3 separate regions of the Homo sapiens genome follow, and regions 2 and 3 are each linked to region 1. Evidence: read pairs that join two places in POLR2A ChIA-PET (ENCODE). Cell type or tissue: CD4-positive, alpha-beta T cell. All regions are shown on one strand. Each heading gives the region's core, and the rest is flanking DNA. Links, peaks and the distances in the headings are about the cores only. Region 1 overlaps IMMP2L (inner mitochondrial membrane peptidase subunit 2). Region 2 overlaps IMMP2L (inner mitochondrial membrane peptidase subunit 2). Region 3 overlaps IMMP2L (inner mitochondrial membrane peptidase subunit 2).

Region 1 (8,249 bases), core at 1,022-6,021:
CTGTCATGATTTGAGAAGTAGAGCTCTGAAGAAATGCAGTGCCTAGTGGAAAAAATGAGTCGATATGCTCAGAAAGCTAAATACATATGAATGAGTCACTGATGGTGAGGGGCTGACATTGTGCTAGGAAGGTCTTCAATGACTTTGTCCTTTGTGGTCTAATTCTAATAACAGATTAGTTCTCAATTCAGTTAGAAACATGATGTAAGGTGAGTAGTAGTACTACTGACTGTTTGTTAGAATGTTGAACTAAAGCAAGTTGGGTCAGAGTTCTCATTTTCTTTTTCAAAGGAGTTTTGGAAAGTAGAATTGGAGAAAAACAGAGGTTCTTATTTACCTATAGGTTTTGTTTTAATTTTAATTTTTTTTTCTTTATTTTTGAGACAGTTTTTGCTCTGTTGCCCAGGCTGGCGTGCAATGGCATGATCATAGTTCACTGCAATAACCTCGAAATCCTGGGCTCAAATGTTCCTCCTACCTCAGCTTCCAGAGTAGCTAGGACCACAGGCACAAGCCACCATATCCTGCTGATTTTTCTTTTTCTTTTTTTTTTTTCTTTTTTTTTTCTTTGAGTAGAGATGGGGTCTCTCTATGCTGCCCAGCCTGCTCTCAAGCGAACCTTCCACCTCGGCCTTCCAAATGGCTGGGATTACAGACATGAGCCACAGTACCAGTCCACGTCTTTTTTTTAAATACTTTTATTTTAAGTTCAGGGGTATATGTGCAGGTTTGTTACAAAGGTAAACATGGGGCATGGGGCGGGGTTTTGTGCATGTTATTTCATCACTCACATATTAACCCTAGTAGCCATTAGTTGTTTTTTCTGATCCTCCCCCTCCTCCCACTCTTAACCCTCCAGGAGGCACCAGTGGCTGTTGATTTTTCATCACTTAGCCCCCACTTATAAGTGAGAACATGTGGTATTTGGTTTTCTGTTCCTGCATTAGTTTGCTAAGGATGGTAGCCTCCAGCTGCATCCATGTCCCTGCAACAGACATGATCTTGTTCTTTTTTAATGGCTGCATAGTATTCCTTGGTGTTTATGTACCACATTTTCTTTATCCAGTCTATCACTGATGGGCATTTAGGTTGGTTTCATATCTTTGCTGTTGTGAATAGTGCTGCAGTGAACATACATGTGCATGTGTCTTTATAAAAAGCGGTCAAAGGATATGAACAGACACTTCTCAAAAAAAGAAATATGTGCAGCCAACAATCATGTGAAAAATAGCTCAGCATCACTGGTCATTACAGAAATGGAAATAGAAACCACAATGTGGTACCATCCCACATCAGTCAGAATGGCTACTATTAAAAAAGTCAAAAAACACCTTACTGAGTCCTTACTAGATTAATGGGACGCAAACCCACAAAAATTTAGTTAACAGCTAAATATCCTAATCAACTAGCTTCAATCTACTGACGAGGTTGTGGAGAAAAAGGAACACTTTTACACTGTTGTTGGGAGTGTAAATTAGTTCAACTGCTTTGGAAGACAGTGATTCCACAAAGACCTAAAGGCAGAAATACCATTTGACTCAGCAATCCCATTACTGTGTATATACCCAAAGGTCTTACTTTTAATGAAAGATACGAATCATTTGAAGAACAAAAGTAATCTCACTATGCCAAGAAATTCACAATCAAGGATGACATGTCAGGAATCAATGAGACAAATTTTTTTCTCTGTCTCTTCCTCAGATTCCTTTATTCTTCCCTATGTTTCTCCTTATATTTCTCTGTAGATCCAAAAAGGTCTCTCATCTTGGCTTTTCTCTATGTCTCTCTCCATTCTTTTCACTCAGGGGATTGACTTTTACTCCTTTTCTAGCGATGTGAAACAATATCTAGCAATATTTCCACAAAATCCATACATTTACTTGTTACTCATACTATAATAACAACAATCATCCCTTTAATCCTGAACCCTCATCTATCTTTCCTTCTCTGTTCTCCTCACATTAAGTTTCTCAGAAGAGCTATCAATATTTGCTACAATCATATCATCACTTTCTACCTACTTTGTCAGTTGACTTTTCTCTGATTTCTAATCCAAACTTGTTACTGAAATTCTGCTTTGGAATCTCAACCAGTGCCCTCCCAATTTGGTTATTGCACATCAAAGCCTCCTAAGTCATCTTCATGCTTGTCTGCACATTCTGTCTCTTGTCATTGTGGGTTCATCTACCTCTTAAGTATTTATCCTAGGCTTGTTCTTTTGCCTACTGTTCTTTATATGCTCTCTTAGATAATATTGTCTCTACTACTATGTAATTACTACTTTCAAACCTATATCAGTGCTCTTGCAAGTAAAATTAATCAGTCTCTTTATCCGTGCATCCATCCATCCATCCGTCTATCTATCTTTCTACCTATCAATCCTTCCCTCCAATTGTCTGGTAAATGTCTCTACTTGCGTGATCCCCAGGCACTCTGTACTCTACGTGTCTAAAGCTGACCTCTTAAGCGCTCCCCTAAACTGGCTTTCTTCTTTTTTCCTTTCTTTTTTTTTTTTTTTTTTAATTTTATTTCTGCTGCTGCCTCGTTACCTAGAGAATTACAGGAACTTTGGATCTTGTGCCTCATATCTTGCATTTCACCATATACAACTTGATTTTACTCTGAAGTTTTCTTAAATTATCTTCTCTGTCTGCTAGATATTCATCGTCTCTTACCTTGGCTGCTGCAATTTCTCCTAACTTCCCTGCTTCCAGTCTCATCTTTTCTAGTTCATCTTTCTTGCTTCCAATCTCATACCTTCTAGTCCATTCTTCCCTTCCTCCACAACACAGTCAGGCTCACACTTGTGTTTAGCAAGCCTACTTCTTACTGTTCACTCTTCATTCCTCAGTTCAATTATTTCTTGACAGCAAATTTAGTATTTTTGTTGTTATATTTATTATTGGTATTATTCAGAAAATAGAAATGATTTTCCTTGAGCTATCCACAAACCACAATGAAATAGATCAGATTTTAAAATATGCATAGCTGTACACATGCAGAAATTATGTATGCTGAAATTAAAGTACCTAGAATAATATTAAATAGCATTTGTTGAGTTTAACTCGATGCAAGACACTGAAACTTGGTAGACCCTGCACACATATGGTTTCATTCTTACAGTACCGTGAGGCAGTCAGGGACTTTCCCCTTTTCACAGAAGAGGAAACTGGGGTTGGTGAACTTCTACAGTTGTCACGCTAGTGAAGAAGGAAAGCTAGAATGCAAGTCAGGCTTCAAAGCCAACAGTCTTAAAACTGTATTTTCTTCTCTTCAGTGATCTTTTGAGGCCCTCGTTCTCCTCTCCTTTGCGGGTTTTATAGCTTAACTTTTGCTTCCTGTGTTTGCTTATGTGTAACCAGATTGACAAAAAATATTCATGGTAGAAGACTAACAATTTAGCTATACCTCATGTTTTTCAACCCCAAAATGTTTGACAATATTTTTATTCTCCTAATTGGATGATTAACATAGTGTGAAGGTATCTATAAATCATTATTCCTCAAAGGCAAACATTATATCAGCTGAGATAATTTTTTATTATTTTCATGTTGGTTTTTATTTTGGATAGTTGTTGTTATTTGTCTGCCTTTAAGAGTCAATATTTAAGATGAATGACAATTGTATTATCCAGCTCTTTTTCTAATTATTGTGTCGTCCTGAAACTAAATAACAAAATGGATCGATACACATACATAAAACTTCAACATTGGTATACATGAAACTACTTTACTATATTTTAAATATATTTGAGACTACAAAAGGCAACATTTGCACCCTGTTTTAATAGCAGAGTTTCAAAGCTTTATTGAAGATGATTGTTATGCAGAAAACTGGAAAATCAGAGTAGTAGTCTTTAGGCATAGAAGGAACAAGAATAGGACAGGCTTAGGTTTTTAAGGTAAGGAAATGTAAAATACAATCAAACAAAAGAGCAACACGTGTCATTTTTTTTTTTTTTTTTTTGGCAAAATCGCTTATCTTTCTTTCCATTCCATAGACATGATGCAGAAAATGAGCAAATTAACCCTCGCCATTAAGAGCACTTCTTACATCTTTAACCTTTTATAAAGGGTACATTTGATTAGAAATGCAATGAATATTCAGTGCTTTGGTCAGTTTAGACTTTGGGGGTGCTCCCCAGCTGTATAATGCTCACTGAGAGCCTATGTGTGAACCACAAGCCTGGGAGAAGCCTGGCTGTCTGAAGGGGCTGTGCTGAAGGCTTTCACATAGTTCCCATTACTAAGGAAACCACTCGTTTTGTCTGAACACTCTCTGAATAGATGTCTCATTTGAAGTCTAGTGCTCAAACCATGAGGATTGCATTATGGAGCTGAGAAAGAAATGAGGAGAACAAAAAATGCTTGAAAATGCCAACAAGCATTCACAAAGCGTTGTACTGTAATAACATTCCATGAGACAGAAGGTGCGTTTATTTTTGCCGCATTCCAAGTTATTTTGGTGTTATAAAAGCAAATTCCTTTGCTTGCCCACGTAATCAAAATAAGAAAAGCAGATGTTCTTCTGACCTATTCTTAATTCCTGCTCTTGTTAGGGTCTCACTGAGAAGTGTGACATATAGAAAAAGCAGGACAAAATATGGATTCTCATATTAATGTAGATTTGCTCCGTTGTACTTTATAACTAAATGGTGTAGTGCTATCCCTGTGCCAATAAACAAACACATGTTCAGAGTCAGACCTCAGGATTTGTAGCCTCCAAATGGTTACTGTTAAATTCAGAATGGCTACTGCAAACTGGTGCTTGGTGCTCATTAATGAGCATCCAACTCAGATTTGGAGTGAGAAAACACTGCTTCTAGGAGACTCCTGCTCCACTCTCCAGCTTCTGCCAACCTACAGCAAAGAAAGCAGCTCCTACTTAAAATATCAGGCAATCATTCTTTCTTCCTCACTCTGGAAAGTAGGGTTTGCGGGACTTTCATTACAGTATATTCTTTATCATCCCTCTCCCTGTTTTTGATATGGTCAATGACGTTATTTTAAAAGTATACAATTTGCTATGCAGACACCTAGTCAGAGGTTGCCACCTCTACACCCATATAGAAAGTCACAGGAGGAAGTCATTCTTACCTCTGTGTTGAGCTACTTTAATCCTTTCAGCAAACGAGAGATGTATCAACACAGTTAATCCACAAATGCAGAAATTAATAAATATGTATAGATTACTTGTTGTTTTACTTTTTGCTGACTGTCATAGCAGTTAGTGTCTTGCCTGCAAAAGAGTCTATGAATGAATGAGATCTTTGGACTCATAGCCCAGAGCTTTAGCACTGCACTAAGGACACTCCCTCTGTGCACAGGTTGGTCAAGTCTCTCTTTGGAAGACCACTGTTACAAAGAGGTGCTAGCATGTCTAAAATCTAGAAACAGGCACAATAAGCAAGTACAAGTTTATTTCTTTCATGGATTCTTACAGATTAATACTAAAAAATTATAAATGTGAAACACTAACACAGCATTGTCAGAAGAAAGTCTTTTGTTTGTTTGTTTTTACATTTTCTTTTTTCCTTAAATATATTGGCAGTCTCGCATTTTTAATAAACATATATTTCATGTAATTGTCTTTTGCAGATTTCTTCCTCAACCAAATTTAAGAGGTGCCAAATTCAGTAGAATTGACTAAGGATAAACTAAATAGTTTTCTAGCATTTAATGGGGCATCCCAACACCACTAAAAAGGCCCTAAATTTGAAAGCATGAAAGAAGAAAGTTTATTCATGTGAAAGTACACAAATACTTATCCTATCAATAATATCCTCACTAGTCTGATTACAGGTCTTCAATTCATTTTGAAATGAACAGCCTGAAGCTGCCAGCTGTTTCTGATCTGATGTGCTTATAGAATATTTACTTAGGGTATATATTTAGCAGTTTAGATATCATGGCTGCTGACAAGAAAATTCTAATACTGAAACTTACTATGAAGTTTCTGTTTGTAAAATGGATATATATTTGGTCCCTTGTCAAAATTTGGCAGTGAACAGGATGTCTGCATCTTTGTATTCCTGGTCCTCAGCACAATGCCTAGCGTATAGTAAGCATTTAGTAAGAGGAGATTGAACTGAATTGTTTGATATGAGAAAAATACAACAAAGTCAGCATTTATAAGATGATCCTTAGCCTGGCTTAATTGAGTGTAGAATGATGGAAACAGCAAATGTTTAACTGTCTTAGACAATTAGCTAAAAAGTCTAATTTTTCCATGTCCTTTCAATCACTTATAATCTTTTTTGAAATATTCTGTGTGTATACATACACACATATGTAATATATATTATACACACATTATATATTATACACACATAATATATAATACACACATGTATATAAGAATATACATATATTTATGTATATAAGAATATACATGTGTATATAAGTATATACGTGTGTGTGTGTATGTTTACATATATATATTGGATAAAATTGCATTGAAAGGATTGAGTCAAATCTAACAGCCCTTGTTTTGTTTCAAGTACAGTGGTTATGTTTGTATTTTATTCTCTTAATGGAAGAGTTTTCAAAATGCCTCCAAGTACCACAGAACATGAGATATTCATTATAATTCTGTTTCTGCCTGCAGCAATAAGATCTGCAGTCCACTGTAACAGTCCTACATTTCAATTAACACCAAGCATCATTTTGTTTGGAGAAGTAAGTACTGTTTAGAAGACTTAAATTTGTTCATAGAACAAAGGAATTGTGTCTTAGTCCATTTTCTGTTGCTGTAACAGAATACCATAGACTGGGTAATTTATAAAGAAATGACATTTTTTTTTTTGTAGTTCTGGAGGCTGCGAAGTTCAAGGTAAGGGGCTGCATCTAATAAGGACCTTATGACATCACACATGGCAGAGGGCATCACATGGTAAAAGAGCAAGAGCATGCCTGCTCAGGTCTCTCTTTCTCTTCTTATAAAGCTACCAGTCTCATTATGGGAGCTCAGCTCTAATGACTTTATCTAAACCAAATTTCCTCCAAAAGGCCCCACCTCCAAGTGCCATCAGTATATGAATTTGGGGATCAAGCTTTCAACACATGAAGTTTGGGGACACATTCAAACCATAGGAGATTATAATTTGAAGACAAATGGAGACTTTAGTTATTATCCAAATTATCAGTATATATGTATAATCATAAAGTTAGGAGCTCATTTACTAATTTAAAAATGTTATGGTCTTTACTATGCATATGCAAGCACACATGTGCTTTGAATTATGCAGTACCTCATGTGCGATTTGGGACATTGTCTTAAGGCCCAGGTCAAAACTAGTCTTCCTAGGGTAGATAAAATTCTAAGAATGATTAAAATATAGTGAACTTAAATATAAGTAAATGCCAATTTGTATAGTATTAGATTTAGTGAATTTAGAAAAAAATTAGGCCGGGCGCGGTGGCTCACGCCTGTAATCCCAGCACTTTGGGAGGCCGAGGTGGGTGGATCACGAGGTCAGGAGATCGAGACCATCCCGGCTAAAACGGTGAAACCCCGTCTCTACTAAAAATACAAAAAATTAGCCGGGCGTAGTGGCGGGCGCCTGTAGTCCCAGCTACTTGGGAGGCTGAGGCAGGAGAATGGCGTGAACCCGGGAGGCGGAGCTTGCAGTGAGCCGAGATCCCGCCACTGCACTCCAGCCTGGGCGACAGAGCGAGACTCCGTCTCAAAAAAAAAAAAAGAAAAAAATTAATGTCATATTTAATTCAATGAAACATGTATTGATTTTGATTCCTTCTATGTTATTTAACTAAATTAATGTTGGCTTTTAAAATGTTTATTTAAAAAATACCACAATGTAATCCCAGCACTTTGGGAGGTCAAGGCAGGTGGATCACCTCAGGTCAGGAGTTCGAGACCAGCCTGGCCAACATGGTGAAACCCCGTCTCTACTAAAAATAGAAGAATTAGCCATGTGTGGTGGCGCATGCCTGCAGTCCCAGCTACCCAGAGGCTGAGGCAGGAGAATCACTGAAACCTGGTAGGTGGAGGTTGCAGTGAGCTGAGATCGTGCCATTGCACTTCAGGCTGGGTGACAGAGCAAGATTCCATCTTAAATAAATAAATAAATAAATAAATAAAAATAAAAAATACCACAGCTTTATTGTAAAAAATTTTGAAAACTCAAAAAGGATAAAGAAATGGGGAAGAAAGCATTTGCACATCAAAGGATATATTGTATATACCACTTTGGTATACTTTGGTACATTTTTTTGCCCTTGCATAGTAGA
Region 2 (8,249 bases), core at 1,114-6,113, 55 kb before region 1:
CCTGTAGCCCTAGCTTTTTGGGAGCCTGAGGCAGGAGGATCACTTTAGCCCAGCATTTTGAGACCAGCCTGGACTACATAGTGAGACCATTTCTTAAACAAACAAACAAACGAATGAACATCTCTAGCTCCTGGTTAAATATGATTGATTGAGCACGTGTGTTCATCTGTCCTCATTGAAATGTCACTAAAATGCCAATGAGGAATAAAAACCCCCATAAACCCACAATGATACAGAGGATGGGAAGGATACTATAGTAGACCAGAGATGTTTGCAGATTTATAATTCTATAGACAGTTTGGGAATAAATTATTGTAGGTAGATAGAAAATTAAGCAACCTAAAAAAAGATAAAGCTAAGGCAGTGATTATCTGTAGGGAATACAAAATTATACAAAAAAAAAAGAAAGAAATGTAACCCTGGCATACTATGTGGCTCAGGTCTAATAATTTATAATAATGTATATATTAATGTTGATTTAACAAAAAATTGTGATAAAATTATAATTTGAGGAAAGATTGGGAGGGGAAATGTGGAGGGGTTTAAGGGAGCTAAATTCACATTCTTTGTAGTATTATTTCAAAGGAATTAAATTGTATCAAAGACTTTAAAAGTAAACATTAGTATTATAAGTATGGAATTTGGTGGTAACACCAGAAAAAAAAAATCTGAGTTAATTTTATTGATTCTCTTTTGCTTTCTCCATCCCCAGTCACCCCAGAGCCTACAGACACTAATGCATAGGGTAGAGACGATTGCAGCTGGAAGATCTGAGTGCTAGTCCTGACTCTTTCACCAACTAGCCATTCATTTTTCAATTTAAAAAGTCATATTATTTCATAATTCTTAAACCACTTCATCACCCAAGTTCTGTACTATGTCTCATAGATATTTTCCTCTATTATAAGCAGAGTATGTAAGAAGAAACTATTTCCAGCAGCTCTCTCAAATGTATTAATTTCTTATTTGCTTTGTCACTCAGTCATTTACCTAAGTGGCTTTAGAATTACTCTTTCAGTGGAAGAATAGACTATTTTTCTTCTTAAATGGCCGAACAGTCTTAATAACTTGGGGGATAGCATGGAATTACATTTGCATGAATGAAGAGCAATAGTTTCTTTGGTTGGGGCAGATGGAAATATTTTCAGTTCTACATCCTGTGACATTTGTGAGAAGTTCAGATATTTCCAAAATTGCAAAAAGCCATCTGGCCAAAATGGCTTGGCCCTGTTAACTTATTTAGCCCTTCCCAATTACATTTCTTAGCTTTCTCATGTCTTACGTTCTCAGTTTTTACAAAGTTTATTCAACAGTGAATATGATAGTAAATGATGCATAGTGTTTTGAAAGGCACCCAGCTATTACATTGAATTTTATTTAGGTTTCAGAACCCTGTAGATTGAATGGGCATGCAGAAAATATCCAGTATTGATGCACCTGGGCTCAGGAAGACATGATCTTGTCCAAAGGTTCATATTAGCCAGGTCATTGCTACTTCATGTCATATCTGCCTTTGCCAACCAGTTTTTTGTTGTTATTGTTGTTTTACAGGGCAGTAAAGAGCAGCTGATAATAGACACAAGCCAACATTTAATGAAGTCAAGTAAGCTAATACTTAAAGTAGACAGAAGGCTTTGTCCTCTGAAATCCCCCCTGAGTCTTGGTCTCCCTCTTTCCTTCTTGCCCCAACTCTGTCTTTTCTCTGTCTCTTTTTTCTTCCCTTGCCTTTTAGTTCTTATGTCTCACTGTTTTTAGTTGGTTTCCTTAATTTGAGTCTCTCTTCTTTCTTTTCTGATCTTTATTTTCAGTCCTGTTCATTGAACTCCAAGAAAATAACATATGTAGGAAATGTAATTCTAACTGTGGTTTAGTAGATGAGACCATGGAAGGCTAGGAGGTAACTGTAGAATTAAAAATTAGAGTTTCAGTTTTTGAAGAGTGTTGCCAACAGCACAGGCAATCTTGTCAGAGAAAGAATTATCCTAGTTTTTCCTTTTGCTGGGAAATTGTGAGTTGAACCAGATTTCCAGCAAGCAAAATACATTTTAATAGGTATTCTCTTTTCCTAGCTCAAAATAGTTTTTTTTATTTAGAGGAAAATGTATTTTGTTTCTACTTGAGGAATTTGAGGTTTATTGCTATTTTTATAAAGTGAATAGACACTATTTTATGTGTCTTCTGTTACAAAAAGAACAACTTTCTAGATGGGAGAGATGATTAACTTGCATATCAGGGTTAGGCTAATTACTACTATCTGTAATTTTCCCAAAATATATCTGGAAGCTGCTTAATTGCTATAGCATTTTTAAAAAATCTCTTTCCTTTCTCATAGTTTTTCCCACCATAGATAATTCTCAATTATTTCAGGGAAGTTGCCTATCTTTGTATCCCCTGAAGCTTCTAACATTTTAGTTTCTTAGTAAATACTTGTTGAACAAAAAGAAATACCAATCTAGTCCAGTCTCTGGCAGTAAATACTTGTTGAACAAAAAGAAATACCAACCTAGTCCAGTCTCTGGCCCTTGTTACCTGTTTTTTGTAGTTTGTTACCTGTTCATAGAATCATTTAGGATTTTTGCTTCTGGGTAATAGTGCCACTGTAATTCCCAGAGCTTTAAAATGGTGTCTTAATTTAGATCTTTTGTTAGCTCCGTTCCAAAATTTCTTCCTCATTGTACAATGTAAATAGGGCAAAGATAAAAAAATCCAGGCTTATTCCTTTTTTTTGGTGAAATACTAGATATCAAATGGATATCACATTCATTTATTTGTTCATTATTCTCACAATAGCCAAATCGAATCTTAAATAAAGGGATCAATAGAGATGATTTAAAAGATCATGTCAACTGAAAAACATTTAGCAGTATGGCATTTTCTCCTATAGTTGTGGTCTTTGAATACATCATAATTTTCAATATTTTCCCTTCCTAGAAAATAAATACAGGCAATCTCTGTTGCCTTAAAGGGTTTTACAAGTAAGTTTTATTACTTGAGGGTGCAGAAATGCCAAGCTATTCCAGGCAAGTGACCAAATAATGTCTGGGACTCTTTTTCTGGCAAAACAACTAACTATCTTTTCAGGTTCATGAGAACCAAATAGGACTTCAGCTGATTTTTTTTCTTTTAAAATAGAATTATCTATTGGCAGGACCTTATCTCTAATCTTTTTCTAGCTTTCTGTTTTCTTGTAGGACTATTTTGATTTATTGTGAGCCATTTTGCAGGGTTTTATTTACAAGTTTTACCTAACTTGGAACAAGAAATAACATTTGTTTGTTTGCAGATGCCTAGTACAATGTAAAATAGCATAAGCGGTTATATAAGAAACAATGAATTATATTGCCTATGTAATACAAAGTAGCTACCACAACTAAAGAGAAAGACAAGCTACTTCCTTCTTACTTTGATCTTATGGCCCCTGGAGTTAATTTGGGGCAGGAAATGCCAGTGCTGGAGGGCTGCCACGTCATTGGACAAAGTGAGAGCTTTTGGTTATTTTCTTTATGAGCTGTCACCCTAGTTTTGCTAGTGCTGAAGTGACAATAGCAGAAGAAAAGCTTTAGCTAAAGGGACCTTGTTTTTTTCCAGTGGAACAAAAACATCAAGATTACTCTAGGCAATATGACATTATTCACATTCACTAAATCTTTTGAAAAGAATGAATGGAGTACCTTTTTGTATTTTAAAGTAGGTTTATACAAAGGTGTAGCACAAGGCTGGTCACGGTGGCTCAGGCCTGTAATCCCAGCCTTTTGGGAGGCCTAGGGGAGCAGATAGCTTTGAGCTCAGGAGCTCGAGACCAGCCTGCGCAACATGGGGAAACCCCATTTGTACAAAAAAAACCCCACAAAAATTAGCTGGGTGTGGTGGCTCATGCCAGTAATCCCAGCTCCTCAGGAAGCTGAGGCTGGAGGATCACTTGAGCCTGGGAAGCAGAGGTTGCAGGGAGCTGAGATCATGTCACTGTACTCCAGGCTGGGAAACAGAGTGAGACCCTGTCTAAAAACAAAAAACCAAAACCAAAAGTTGTAGCATATACATCTGTACTTTAACTGAATGAGATTTTTAAAGTATAATTTCTTAAATCATTCATATTAAAGTTCTCATAAAAATCCAAGACTAGTTTCTGTTCTCCTTTGTTAGAGCTGTTGAAATACCACTTAGTTTTTAGAAATGGACTGCTTCTGACTGTGCTTTTATCATTCAGAGCATTGAAGTAGTAATTTAATATTTTTATTCCTCAAATCAAATTATTTTTTTCCTATCTTTGCTCTGCTTCTTGGCTTATCAAGCTTGATTATTATATTTGCCTTTTCTTATTTTGAGCAATGTGGTCTGAGTGTATGAAATAGAAAAAAATGATCTTACTAAGTAGATAAAACAATATGGTGGTGTTTTTGCATAATGGAAAAATTGTGAATTCTGGCTTAACGTATTTTTTTTGACATGATTAGGAAATGGTGAAATGAATAATTACCAACTAACACTGATTAAAATTCTTTACTTCCAATGGAAAATACCATTTTTATAAGGTATCCAGATGGCTCTTCCAGCATGCTTATTATTATAAATTGAATATAGAATGAGTCTTCTCGTAAATAAAGCGTACTTTATTTCTGTTATACCACTATAAATGCTATCAAATAGCTGAGGTGGAGGAAATTTACCACATTTCCACCAAACCTTATTGCCACTAGAAAGTGAACTAACCCACCATATTTTTGCAGCATTTCAACATGACGAAGACTATATATCGTTAGCCTCTAGATTTATGCATTTCTGTTTGTTTGTAGTGAGATTCTTAATTCTGTGCTGTTATGATAATAACAGCAAGCTAACCACCTTTCAACAGCAAGCTAACCACCTTTCAACCTTTCAATTTGTTTAACATGGAGAACAAATCCCTGTCACTACCACCTGTAAAAACTTGCTAGTGATGTTCCTTAAAGTTCGTTACCTGAAATTTCTTACTGATAATATAAAATATGGTTGCTGAAAGAATCTTTCTCATAGAGGTTAAATGAGTTTATATGTCTGTTCATGCTTAGCATTTCCTAAGTGCTGGTGATGATGATATTGATGATGCTGTTAGCCACATCATTTGGGATCAAGTAGAATTATCTTTGTCCGTTTACAGCTGGCTTTGCTTCCATTTGAAAATAGTGCAGGAATTTGGTTAATACTACTCCAGAGATTAGAGATTAGCACACCTGGAGGACTGCATCCAATTTCTGGTACTATATTTTAAGAGAGACTTTAATGACTTGAATCATATCCAGAGAAGAGTGACCTGAATTGCTTTAAGGACATGGGTTTCTTCAGTATGGAACAAACAAAACTTAGAGAAAGGCTAGCATAATCAATAACTTGCAGGGCTGCCCTATGGGATGTAGATTAGATTCATTTTTTTTTATTTCTAAAATAGAATTGGTTAAGATTAGAAAGAAACAAATATCTCAGGCTACCATGAGATGGAAAAATCTATTTACTCCTAGGACTTTTAAAAAATGTAATAGGGTGGCTGGGCGCAGTGGCTCACGCCTGCAATCCCAACACTTTGGGAGGCCAAGGCGGGTGGATCATGAGGTCAGAAGTTCAAGACTAGCCTGGCCAAGATGGTGAAACCCTGTCTCTACTAAAAATACAAAAATTAGCCGGGCATGGTGGCGGGTGCCTGTAATCCCAGCTACTTGGGAGGCTGAGGCAGAGAATTGCATGAACCCAGGAGGCCGAGGTTGCAGTGAGCTGAGATCATGCCACTGCACTCCAGCCTGGGCAACAGAGCAAGACTCCGTCTCAAAAAAAAAAAAAATTGTAGGGTGACATATAAGCAACTGACCTACTATTTACTATATAATGGTAATGTCTGTCAGTCACATCATTGGGAGGTTTGAGGGCTGTAGGAGGATAACAGGATGGGCACTGAAGCCATCTTTTATTCTGAGATAAGAGGTCTTTGATGATACCTTGAAAGTGTGGGCAGCTCTAGTCTGGATTAAGAGTGAAATAGTGGAGTCAAGAGATAATATTATAAAGTTTGTCAAAGGCAGAATGACAGGCTTTTGTAATAGTGTATTTGGGAGACAGGGAGAATATGAGGCCTTCTTTTTTGTATGTTCTTGATTTTGTATAATAAGCATATGTTAATTCTGCAATAAAATATACTAAGTTATTAACATGTAAAAATTATTTCATATTTGAAATGGTGTATTTTAAAATAATAATGTGGCATCATGATGGTAATGTTGGGATTTCAAGTCAAGAACTTTGGAAGAGGTTTAATATTAAAATTATTTTCTGAAGCCAGAGTATTTAAAGATCACAGGGTTAGCTTTTCCCAATACAGTAAAAATCTTTATTGATAAGGCCCATCACTTCTAAGAAAGACACAGCTCTGTCACAGTGCTCACTTTGGAGGAATGGAAAGACTCAGTGGGATTGCAGATTTGTCTGAAAATATTTTTATTCAGTTTCTCCTTCCTTATGACCAATAATTCATCAAGGTAGGTTAGCATGGATAATAAATTAAATCCCAGGCATAATATGTATGAGTATGTCTTATATCTTAAAAAGTACTTTATAGATATGTAATCAGTAGAGTGTTATAATATCCTCATATTTGATTTTAGTTTCAAAATCAGGGGCCATTGGTCTCATAGATATTATGGTGTTTTATATCTTCTGGTTTCAGTAAAGCTAAAACTGGATTCATTTTTTTCCAGAATGAGATGACAGTTTGTGCCGAATTACTTACATGTTCTACCTGATATTCTGAGTATTCACACTGAAACAATTGGCCTGAGTAGTATAGCCTAGTATTGGGGTAGAATTTCCTTATCAATAAAATGAAAATTACTCTGTTAAATATATTTAGTAAATATTTTGTTTAAGAGGCTACCTGGCCCTTTTCTATTATTGATACCATAGTGAAATGGAACGGACACATCTGCTGTGGTGAGATGGAGTCCTCTCCACTAAATTAGGAGCTAGCATCAGGATATTAAAGAGGTCTTTTTAGAGTATATTCAGGTATGAGTATTTTAAATGTCACAGGAAGGTGGATGTGATGTGCTTTTATCCTATTTATTTTTTGTTTAGAATTTTCTCTTTGGTTTCAGGCGAAAATCTCCGAAAGTTTTTTTCAAACAAAACATTATTGAAGAATTGAAAAATAACTATTTTCATAATGCATGTATCAGAGTTCCCCAAAACACTTCTGATAAAATTTCATAGCAAAAATATCTCCAAATTTTATGTTTTTCATAACAGAAGAGATAAGTTAATACTATAAAAATGCATCCTCAAAACTGAGCTTTCAAAAATGCTGTGACATAATGCACTTTTTACTCTTAATAATCCAAATTAGACTACCTTATCTTAGATAATATTAATAAAACTTTGCTTCTTAGGAGGGCACAATGATAAGAAACTATAGAAAATATAGAATGGATACCTGATTTATGTGGATCAGTACATCTACAAATACTCTTTCTTTAAGTTTTGAGTTCAACGTTCCAATTGGAAACATAATAGAGAAGATTTTAAAAATATTATCTGAAGAAAGTGATATAAAAATCTAGGTAGTTAGAAGTATGTCTGGTATTATACAAAATATAGTCTAAGGAAATTAGACACAGTACTTTTTTTGGTTTTTCCTATATCTGTTTATATACTCATTAAACTCTATGTAACATATTTGTGAAATTTCTGAAAAAGAAATACAATTGACAGTGGAAACAGAACTAGGTCAATCTTAAAATCAAAGACATCAATCACAATTTTACATTACATTTGGGCTTCTATATACAAAATTACCCAGAATACTTAGGCTCTCTTTCCTTTATTTGTCCTTTGGGGAGACAGTAGAAAGCTGGAGTGACATTTTGGCCATCTACGAATTTCATAGGAGATGTATTTTTAAAATATCTGAAATTAGATATCAATCAAATACTGGACTATAATAACTGAAGATAAAGGGTGTTTGTTTCTGAGAGTACGCTTATGAGGCTTTTGAGTATGTGTGATTTCAGATTAGGGAAGGTTTAAGAGGGTGGAGTATAGAGTGTGCCTATGTCTATTTTCTTTTGTCTTTTATTTCCCACGTCTTCTCATATTTCTACCTCTGGAGGAAGCTGGGTGCTAGACTACATAGGGAGTTAGGATTGAAATATGACAAACGAATCTTTGTACCCTTATAAATTAATTCTGGTCTTTTAAATTTGGCATAGTCATTTTTTTCCTAGGATATT
Region 3 (8,249 bases), core at 1,511-6,510, 110 kb after region 1:
TGTCCTAATAAAATGCCCTACTATCAGTTTTGTATTTAATCCCTTTATATTTAGTTTCTTATTCCTCTTTCCAAGAAATGGCAGAATGAAGGATAAGAGAAGGTACTTATAATTCCAGGTGTTTGAAGACACTTGTCTTGACTCTTCGAAATGAGAAAGTGGCAAGTGTTGTTTTTTTGTGTTGGGCATGTCTCTGTGGAGCAAAAATAAGGAAGGCAGCAGAAGTGGAAGAGGACCAGATTTAGAGAAAGAGGTTCCATTCCCATTGCAAGAGCTTGAATAACTTAGAAAAGGTTTCTGCTTAAGTGGGCTGAAAAGGTAGATATATTTCCTCAGTCCTGGAAATGTAATTGAATCAGCACTCTAATGAATACATTTTTGAGATATTTCAAAATCTTAAAAAGGAGTCACTTCAACTCTCAAACACTACTTATCACTTCAATCTTTTTTTTTTTCAAATAAAAAGTACTAGGTTTTTTTTTTCTTTAAGTGAAAAGTTAGTGCTAACCACTCAACACAGAAATTTTATTTTAAACATTTTTTCATGCTCCAGGAGTATAGTTATAATTGTTAATTTCAGCAGGCCCATTCTTACTATAAAGTTTTAGCACGGTTTCCTATGAGCTGTATAAGGCATGACCAGATTTGTGTTATTTGCCCAGTATAAACCTAACTGTAGGCAAGAATTGTTAATTACACAAATAATATTAACAGTGTGACTATTGCCACACCCAATAATTTTCTTTTTTTCTTTTTTTATTTTCAGATAATTGTCTTTTATATTTAAAGAAAAAAAGAAAAAGCAGTTGATTACATTTATACACAACTTTCTTCTTTGTCTAAAAATTTCACCTTGTCAAACACACAGTATGGAAAGTTATAGATATGGCAATAAGGCTTGTATAATTTTCTATTTTTTAAGAATTTGCAAACTCAATAATTGCAAGAAAACAGTAGCCTAAACTCTCAAAGCAGATTTAATAATAGTGTACTTTACTGAGGTCTCTTTTTGGAAGATTTTATTGCTTAAAAACAATGTAGTTCAGGACAACTACTAGAATACTAAAAACTTGATTATTTACAATTAAGTAACACTGGTTCAAATATTTTATTTCTTTTCATTTTGGATTATTTTCATCATGTTTAATAGCAACATCAGTGAAGCTGCCATGGCATAATACACAATTTATTTTGGAATAGCATAGAAGCTCATCTGTATAACAAGAGTTAATATGGTGTTTCAAACTCTACAAAGTTTACAATTTTATTATGCCAAAAATTAACATCAAAACTTTGTCAAATTTAGGGAAATTTATATTGGTGGAATGAAAGTTTTAAAAAATGGTTGATTTCTCTGCTTAATTCCATACAGTGTATACTAAATATAAATAATTTCATGTATCTAGTCATGTAAAAACTCACTGAATCCACATCATGTACAAGACAGTTTCATGTCTTTCCTCAACTGGCTCACATTTCTAGAAAGGTGATAAGATGAAGCACAAATAGGCCGGGCGGAGTGGCTCACGCTTGTAATCCCAGCACTCTGGGAGGCCGAGGCGGGCGGATCACGAGGTCAGGAGATCGAGACCACGGTGAAACCCCGTCTCTACTAAAAATACAAAAAATTAGCCAGGCGTGGTGGTGGGCGCCTGTAGTCCCAGCTACTCGGAGAGGCTGAGGCAGGAGAATGGCGTGAACCCGGGAGGCGGAGCTTGCAGTGAGCCAAGATTGCTCCACTGCACTCCAGCCTGGGCGACAGAGCGAGACTCCTAAAAAAAAAAAAAAAAAAAAAAGAAGCAGCACAAATACAGTCATATAAGCCAGTTAATGGGATTAGAGTTCAAAGCAGGGAGTGGTCACTTTTAGATCAGCAAAGGACGGTTTCATGAAGACAGTGCTAGAGGTATAGAACCATAAATTTCCGAAATGAAAGGGCTTTTTATTGTACAGATGAGACCAAGGCCAGAAAGTATAAAAACTTGTCTGAAGTCATGTTATAAAAATATGATAGCACTTGATTAGTTAGAATCCAGGTTCCATGACTTTTTGTCTAATGGATCTTTTAAAATAGTGGCTTTACTGAAGTGTAATTCACATACCATAAATTTACATTTTTAAAGTGTAAAATTAAACATTTTTTAGTATATTTATAAAGCTGTGTGACTATTAACATTATCTAACTTGAGAACTCCAAAAAGAAACTCTGTACCCTTAAGCACACTTTCCATCCTTTCCACCTTGAGGTGTCTGTTAGGGCATTTGTCCCATTTTTCAAGTGGTTGGTTTGTTTTCTTACTATTGAGGTTTTTTTGGTTTTGTTTTTGTTTTGTTTTTTAAGTTTAAACCCTGCCTTTCTGTCTCCCTTTCTTTCATTATACTTTAAGTTCTAGGGTACATGTGCACAACGTGCAGGTTGGTTACATATGTATACATGTGCCATGTTGGTCACACCCAATAATACTGATAGAATTCTTTAGATAATTGTGATAAGCTGTCACTTCTGATTTGCATTGGTCCTACCTGGAAGTTCTCATTCTATTGGGAGTTAAGAATAGGAAAAACTAGTAATGATAGACTATTAATTTAAAAAAATGACAAAACATCATCTGTAATTCTATTGTTTAAAAATGTGTAGAGTTAGAAAACAATGAGAAAAGATAAATACTAAAATGCTACTAACCATTATAAATGAATCAAGGGGGATTTGAGAAAAAATTTAGACATAAATAGTAAGAAAATAAAAGTACTAGGAATGTCTTCAGACAAATTTGTAGCGATAGCCAGACAACATAGTACACTCTTCCCCAGAGAAAATTAGCATATACTGTATAAATTCATGTGGATATTCATGTTGTACATATACTCCAGAAAAGTTATATGTAAAATATATGAAGTTCAAGAAGAACACTTTACTGGAACATGGTTGGTCCAAATCATGATCATCTCTAACTGTAATACCAAGTGTCAACCTTAAAATGCTAATGATTGACCTCAAACTCCTTAATTTTCTATATAGTCCATCCCATAAATAATATAAATTTCTAATAAGAATTACTAAAAAGTATATTTATATGTTTCTAATGTTTTAAAAGTCACACAAAACAAAATGATTTGAATTGAGCAGGATTGTAGCTTTTTCCATTTTTATTAAACAGGGCTTCGTGTTTTTGGTATACAACTTTGAAAGGTTTATGAAAGAATTTTAGAGATCAAAGGGTTAGAAAATTAACTGGAGGTTCTATAGGGATTTTGTGTTAATCATCAATGTATTCAAACTGGGGTTAAATACTTTTTTCTTTCTCAGATAAAAATTCAGAATGTTTAGTGTAGATGATAAACTTATTTTAAACAGGATTTTTTTAAGCAATTAATAGTTTGATCTTTTTATCTCATTTTAGAATTTATTGTGGACACACAGCCTTTATAAAATGAAAATAATTTTAGAATGTCACCATCAATTTTTCTTTACTGTTACTTACCTGTTTCTTTGTATTGATTTTTTTTTAAGTGAAACCACATTGCAAATAGTAATGGGCACCACAAGGAATTACAATGTATTTTTGTGATTAATAGATGGATAGATTCCCAATCATAGTCCTGGTCTCAGTTCCAACAATCCAATTTGTGCCTTTTTGGGAAATATTCATTTGTTTATGGCATACCTTTCTTATTGTAAAATATAGGCAAAATTGTTTCACTCTTTTAAAATATTAACATAATTAAGTCAGAGTATTTTAAAGTACTTGGAATAAAAGCCTACAAATATACTAACAAGTGGCACAGTCCATCATCCTAAAAAGAAAACATTGAAACAGTGAATATGAGACTAAGTAGTGGACTAATATTGTTATTTTTCAACTTTCTAGTGGCTTATTCTGAATACCTGTTATGCCTCAGACTTTTTAAATTGTGCTTTCTTTCAAGGATGTTCTATGAATTATTTGCTGAATTTCTTGGGCATTTTAAATAAAATATTATTGCTTTCATTTTGTTACCTAGTTTTTCGTGAGGAACAATTAATTAAAATACACAACAGATGAAACAATTAGATTTCCTTTACTTTCCACACAAAATTGGTTTACGGAACTTCGGCATTTTACTGGAGCAATTAAATTTCCCAGTATGAATACATTTAGCTACGAATTTAACAGCTCATAAACTAATGCAAAAAATTGTCAAATTACTGGGCCTAAAAGTGGCTTAATCTATCTGTACTATCTTTAATTATTTCAAAGGTCTTATGAAGAAGGTTCTAAGGAAGAAGAAAGGTAGCAGGAAAAAGAAAGGAAAGAAGGGAAAGAGGAAAAGAGAGAGAGAGAGAAAGGAAGAAAAGGAGGGAGGGAGGGAAGGAAAGAGAGAAGTCATTTGGCATTTATTTGAAAGTAGAGTCAAGCTTGCTATTTGGTGGCAGAATTGCTAACTGGGTGTAATAAACCACAACACAGACTTCACAGAAATGTTATGTAGTCATCTTAGAAGCGAGAAGTTCATTTTGTGGTTTTAGTTTGAGATTATAGCTGCTTTCCTACTTAAAGTAGGAATTAGACCCATGGAACTCTCCATTATAATTTATTATCTCATTCTGAGACTCATTCTATCTAAAGCAGATGCTCGGCCGCTTATGTTTAGTAGTTCATGGGGCCTCTACAGTAATATTTGGGGATCAGCAGTAACATTTGCTGTCATCCTTTTATACTCATGAAAAAATAGATGTTAAGATAGCTAAATGACTTGCTCAAGGTGATATAGCTAGTATTTGGGCCTGAACCCTAAAAAGCATGCATGCCATTGATTGTAATAAGATGTGTTTTGTAAGCTAGTACCATACAGAGTACCTGGCACCTGCTTGTCATTCAGCATATATTTGCTGAATGAATTAATGACCGTAAGAAATAAATTCTTCTGTACCCTAACACCACAGCCTTTCTGTTAAAATCACAGTTTGTCTGTCATTTTGCCTGATCCGAGGAGGTTTTTATATTCTTTAAAAAACTTTGGAAATGGGATGTCTTACTCTTTCTTATTAGAGTTATGATGCTTCATACTAGTTGTAGATTCAATTCCAGGTTTATATTAAATATGGAATTAGAATATTGAGTTTTTTCCCTGATAGGAAATTTTAGATTTTTGTACATGTTTTAAAATCAGTATTGTCATGGTCATTTTAGAAATATATTATGGCTTTTCTTTAAGGCTGGGTCTTTATTGAACATGTAGGGAGCCAGTATGTTCAATTTCATAGAATTTTCATGTGAGCATTTCCAACTGTGCCTATCAAAGGTGGACTAGACTTCCTGCATCAGAATCACCTAGGTGCTTGTTCAAATTCAGATTCTAGATTTCCAGGGCCTAACCTTCTAGACTTTAAATTAGTTTCAGGACCACTGATCTATAAACTAAGATCTGAGGACTATAGACACATTTATTTTCATGTTTGTATAAATATTCTTGAAAAGAAATGAGTTATAAAATTTTTTAAAATCTCAGTTGCCATTTTTATTAGATTATAAGAAACTCATACTGGAATGATAAATCAGTTTGGATATTCATAAAATAATGACTAGTGTAAATCATGAAAATGGTAACTGGGGAATGAAACTTTGATACATGCTACAACATGGGTGAGTCTTGAAGACGTTATGCTAAATGAAATAAGCCAGGCACAAAAGGACAAATATTGTATTATTTCACTTTTATGAAATACTAAATAGCAATATCTTCGTATATGTATTATGATCTAATCATCATCAAATACTTGTTTTTTTATAAGTGCAGGTAACTGACTTGGGACTGAATATAATGAGAAGGGTAACACTACCTTCATATCATCTTATGGTCTACTTATAGAATCAGAATTAATATATAGATAAGCAAATATGTAGCAAATGAGAATTTTTAAAATGTTACATATTATCAGGGCTGAAGAAATTCAAAAGATATGAGAAAATCTTTGATGAATTTCAGACTCTGTTTTGGTGTTGTGGTTAATTTTTCACATTTAGATAATCATTGCTATCAGTTCTACTGTGCCCATACGTTAAAAAAAATCCATTTTCACATTTATTTCAAAGCTGTTTGCTACTTCTAGTTTAATGTTCCAATATTTGAATATGAAATTATATTACTGAGTTTAATGTGACTAAAAGTAAGCAGGAAAAACTGATATACTGTTAGTTTACATACTTTTAATTAATACTGAAAACATTCATTTTTTATGTGTGGTAAGATTTCTAAACTGTTACTATGACACTATAACCCATTGCAGTGCTAGTGTGTCTCTTGACTCATATGAAGGGAATAGCTTAGCACCAAAGCCACCATTCAGAACAAAGAGACTGTCTTGGAAGGTGATATGACACTAGGTCATTATGTTACTTCAGCTGTCTCTAGCACTAAAACATCTAGAAGCTGTGGTCCTGAAAATTAACTTTCTGGATCAAGATAGTTTATTAGTTGGCAGTTAAGAAATTCTGCATGCATTCTCCAAAGCTAAGGTTAAGGTAATAAAGCAATTGAGCTTTTCAGCACTTAAAGAAAGGTGGAGGTGAAATGAAATAGCCATTCAAAACAGCAAATAATTAATTGAGTCTCTTTGTTAACAGGCAGGAGGTCAAGTACACATAGCCACAGCCATGATACAGTCTGCATTCTAAACAGCTGAGTCTTTGACTTGAAAGTGACTAGATTGGATTTTTGGGAACTATTTCAAATGAGATATTAATTTAGAAGGGTAGTTATACAGCTTGAAAGGTACTGTAAGAGATTCAAATGGTCATTTACCATACATTTTGTCTTCTTATTTCTATAGAGTTATAATTTTGACTTTCCTTTCTTTTCCTTTTATTTTTTAAACTCATGTTATATATCTGTTTTTAACTTATAACTAAGAATTCTACAGTAGGATAATGATCATGTGATTAGATCAGTGTAACTATGAATAGATAGGCTTGTATATATTAAAAGTTAACAAAAATGAAATAAGATGCTCCAGGAAACATTTGAATTAACTACATATTTATCATAGGACTCCTCTGAACATTGCATTTATATTTTTAAAGACTGGAATTATAAGGACTTAAGGAATTATAATTGTAAAAGATGAGATGTTTACAAAATTTTTCTCCTACGTATAACACAAAACAAGATAGCAGTAAATAATTGTGTTTAAAATAGAGGGCCAAAAGCAAACTTGCATATTTTCTAATTGACAAATAATATCTGAAAATAAGTGTCCAAAATACACAGAGGGTGGTGCTGAAGAAAATCTTTGGGAGGAAGAATAGGAAAAGACCTGGAACATTTCTTGGATGGGGATGTAAAGAATTAGAGGAAGACATCTGAGTGCCAGTGAACAGCCTGGAGGGATGGGCATTGTGCTGGAAAAAGCAAGGCAAACAGATGGCAGCGGTGAGAAAGAACTGATAAAGGGTGGGAGAGACATGGTATGCATCAGTAAGGCTTTGGGGCTCTATATTTTAAAACGAAACTGAATCAGAGGATTTTGTGAGAAGTATTTACTTGATTTCATATCTTTTTCAGAAAGGCATTTTATTTTAGGTAATACGGTTAGACTATTTAAAAGTTTTAAATAGAGTTTAACACTGTTATGTAAATCAAAATATCTATCCATGTGGTCATTCCAAAGCATGGTGCCATTGCCTACAAACCCACTCTAATGTGGATTAGATCCCACATATTTCATACTGGAGATCTTTCTTAATCACTGATGTTTGTGCCCATGTCTCTTGGCAAAGCTCCCATGTTAGAGTGAAACGAAATCCCCAAGTTTCTGCCATTCAGATGAAGAATGGTGGGTGGTGAGCATATGTTTCTGAGAAGTTGCTTTTATTTAAATCAAAGCCTCCTTCTTACATTTAACCCACAGGCATTTAAGACCAGTTAAAGATTATTTCCATTAATTCTTTTTGGCCTTATTTTTACTCAATTGTAGAGGTATTTGAGGACTATTAATGGTTCTTATACCTGTGTCTGGGAGAGACTTATTAAGCTTCAGCTGTGGGAACCACATAGCTATCAGGACCCATGCAAATTTCGTCCACACATGAAGATGACGGTTTGGCCCCATTTTGACTTAATAATCTCCCACTCTTTCTTTAAAGAAAGTTGTTGGTCATGTTTGAGCAATGGAATGATGGTTTCAGAGTCTGTGAAATGTACAACTCACAAAGAGCATCAACATGACAGCTGTAGAGATTAGAGTCCATTTTGTATGTGTACAGAATTAG

The links. Peaks named below come from ENCODE experiments on the same cell type or tissue, not always from the same donor. Only the 100,000 strongest peaks of a DNase experiment are listed, where the experiment ranks them.
Region 2: POLR2A ChIA-PET joins it to region 1 with 9 read pairs; 5 of 35 experiments call an interaction of 5 or more read pairs at or near these places.
Region 3: POLR2A ChIA-PET joins it to region 1 with 9 read pairs; 6 of 35 experiments call an interaction of 5 or more read pairs at or near these places.

The regions. Positions count from the first base shown.
Region 1 is chr7:111,078,573-111,086,821 of GRCh38, reverse strand. The region is part of intron 3 of IMMP2L (inner mitochondrial membrane peptidase subunit 2); the gene reads left to right. Among named protein-coding and RNA genes, the nearest start is that of LRRN3, 8.4 kb to the left of the region's middle. In CD4-positive, alpha-beta T cell, for the core only: no CTCF peak of the experiment used is centred there; a DNase peak (open chromatin) is centred at 3,191; H3K4me3 peaks cover 661 bases; H3K27ac peaks cover 2,304 bases.
Region 2 is chr7:111,133,596-111,141,844 of GRCh38, reverse strand. The region is part of intron 3 of IMMP2L (inner mitochondrial membrane peptidase subunit 2); the gene reads left to right. Among named protein-coding and RNA genes, the nearest start is that of LRRN3, 47 kb to the right of the region's middle. RefSeq lists a silencer at 5,846-6,046. In CD4-positive, alpha-beta T cell, for the core only: no CTCF peak of the experiment used is centred there; DNase peaks (open chromatin) are centred at 3,454 and 3,824; H3K27ac peaks cover 1,326 bases.
Region 3 is chr7:110,973,775-110,982,023 of GRCh38, reverse strand. All of the region lies in intron 3 of IMMP2L (inner mitochondrial membrane peptidase subunit 2), which reads left to right. Among named protein-coding and RNA genes, the nearest start is that of LRRN3, 110 kb to the left of the region's middle. In CD4-positive, alpha-beta T cell, for the core only: no CTCF peak of the experiment used is centred there; a DNase peak (open chromatin) is centred at 4,433.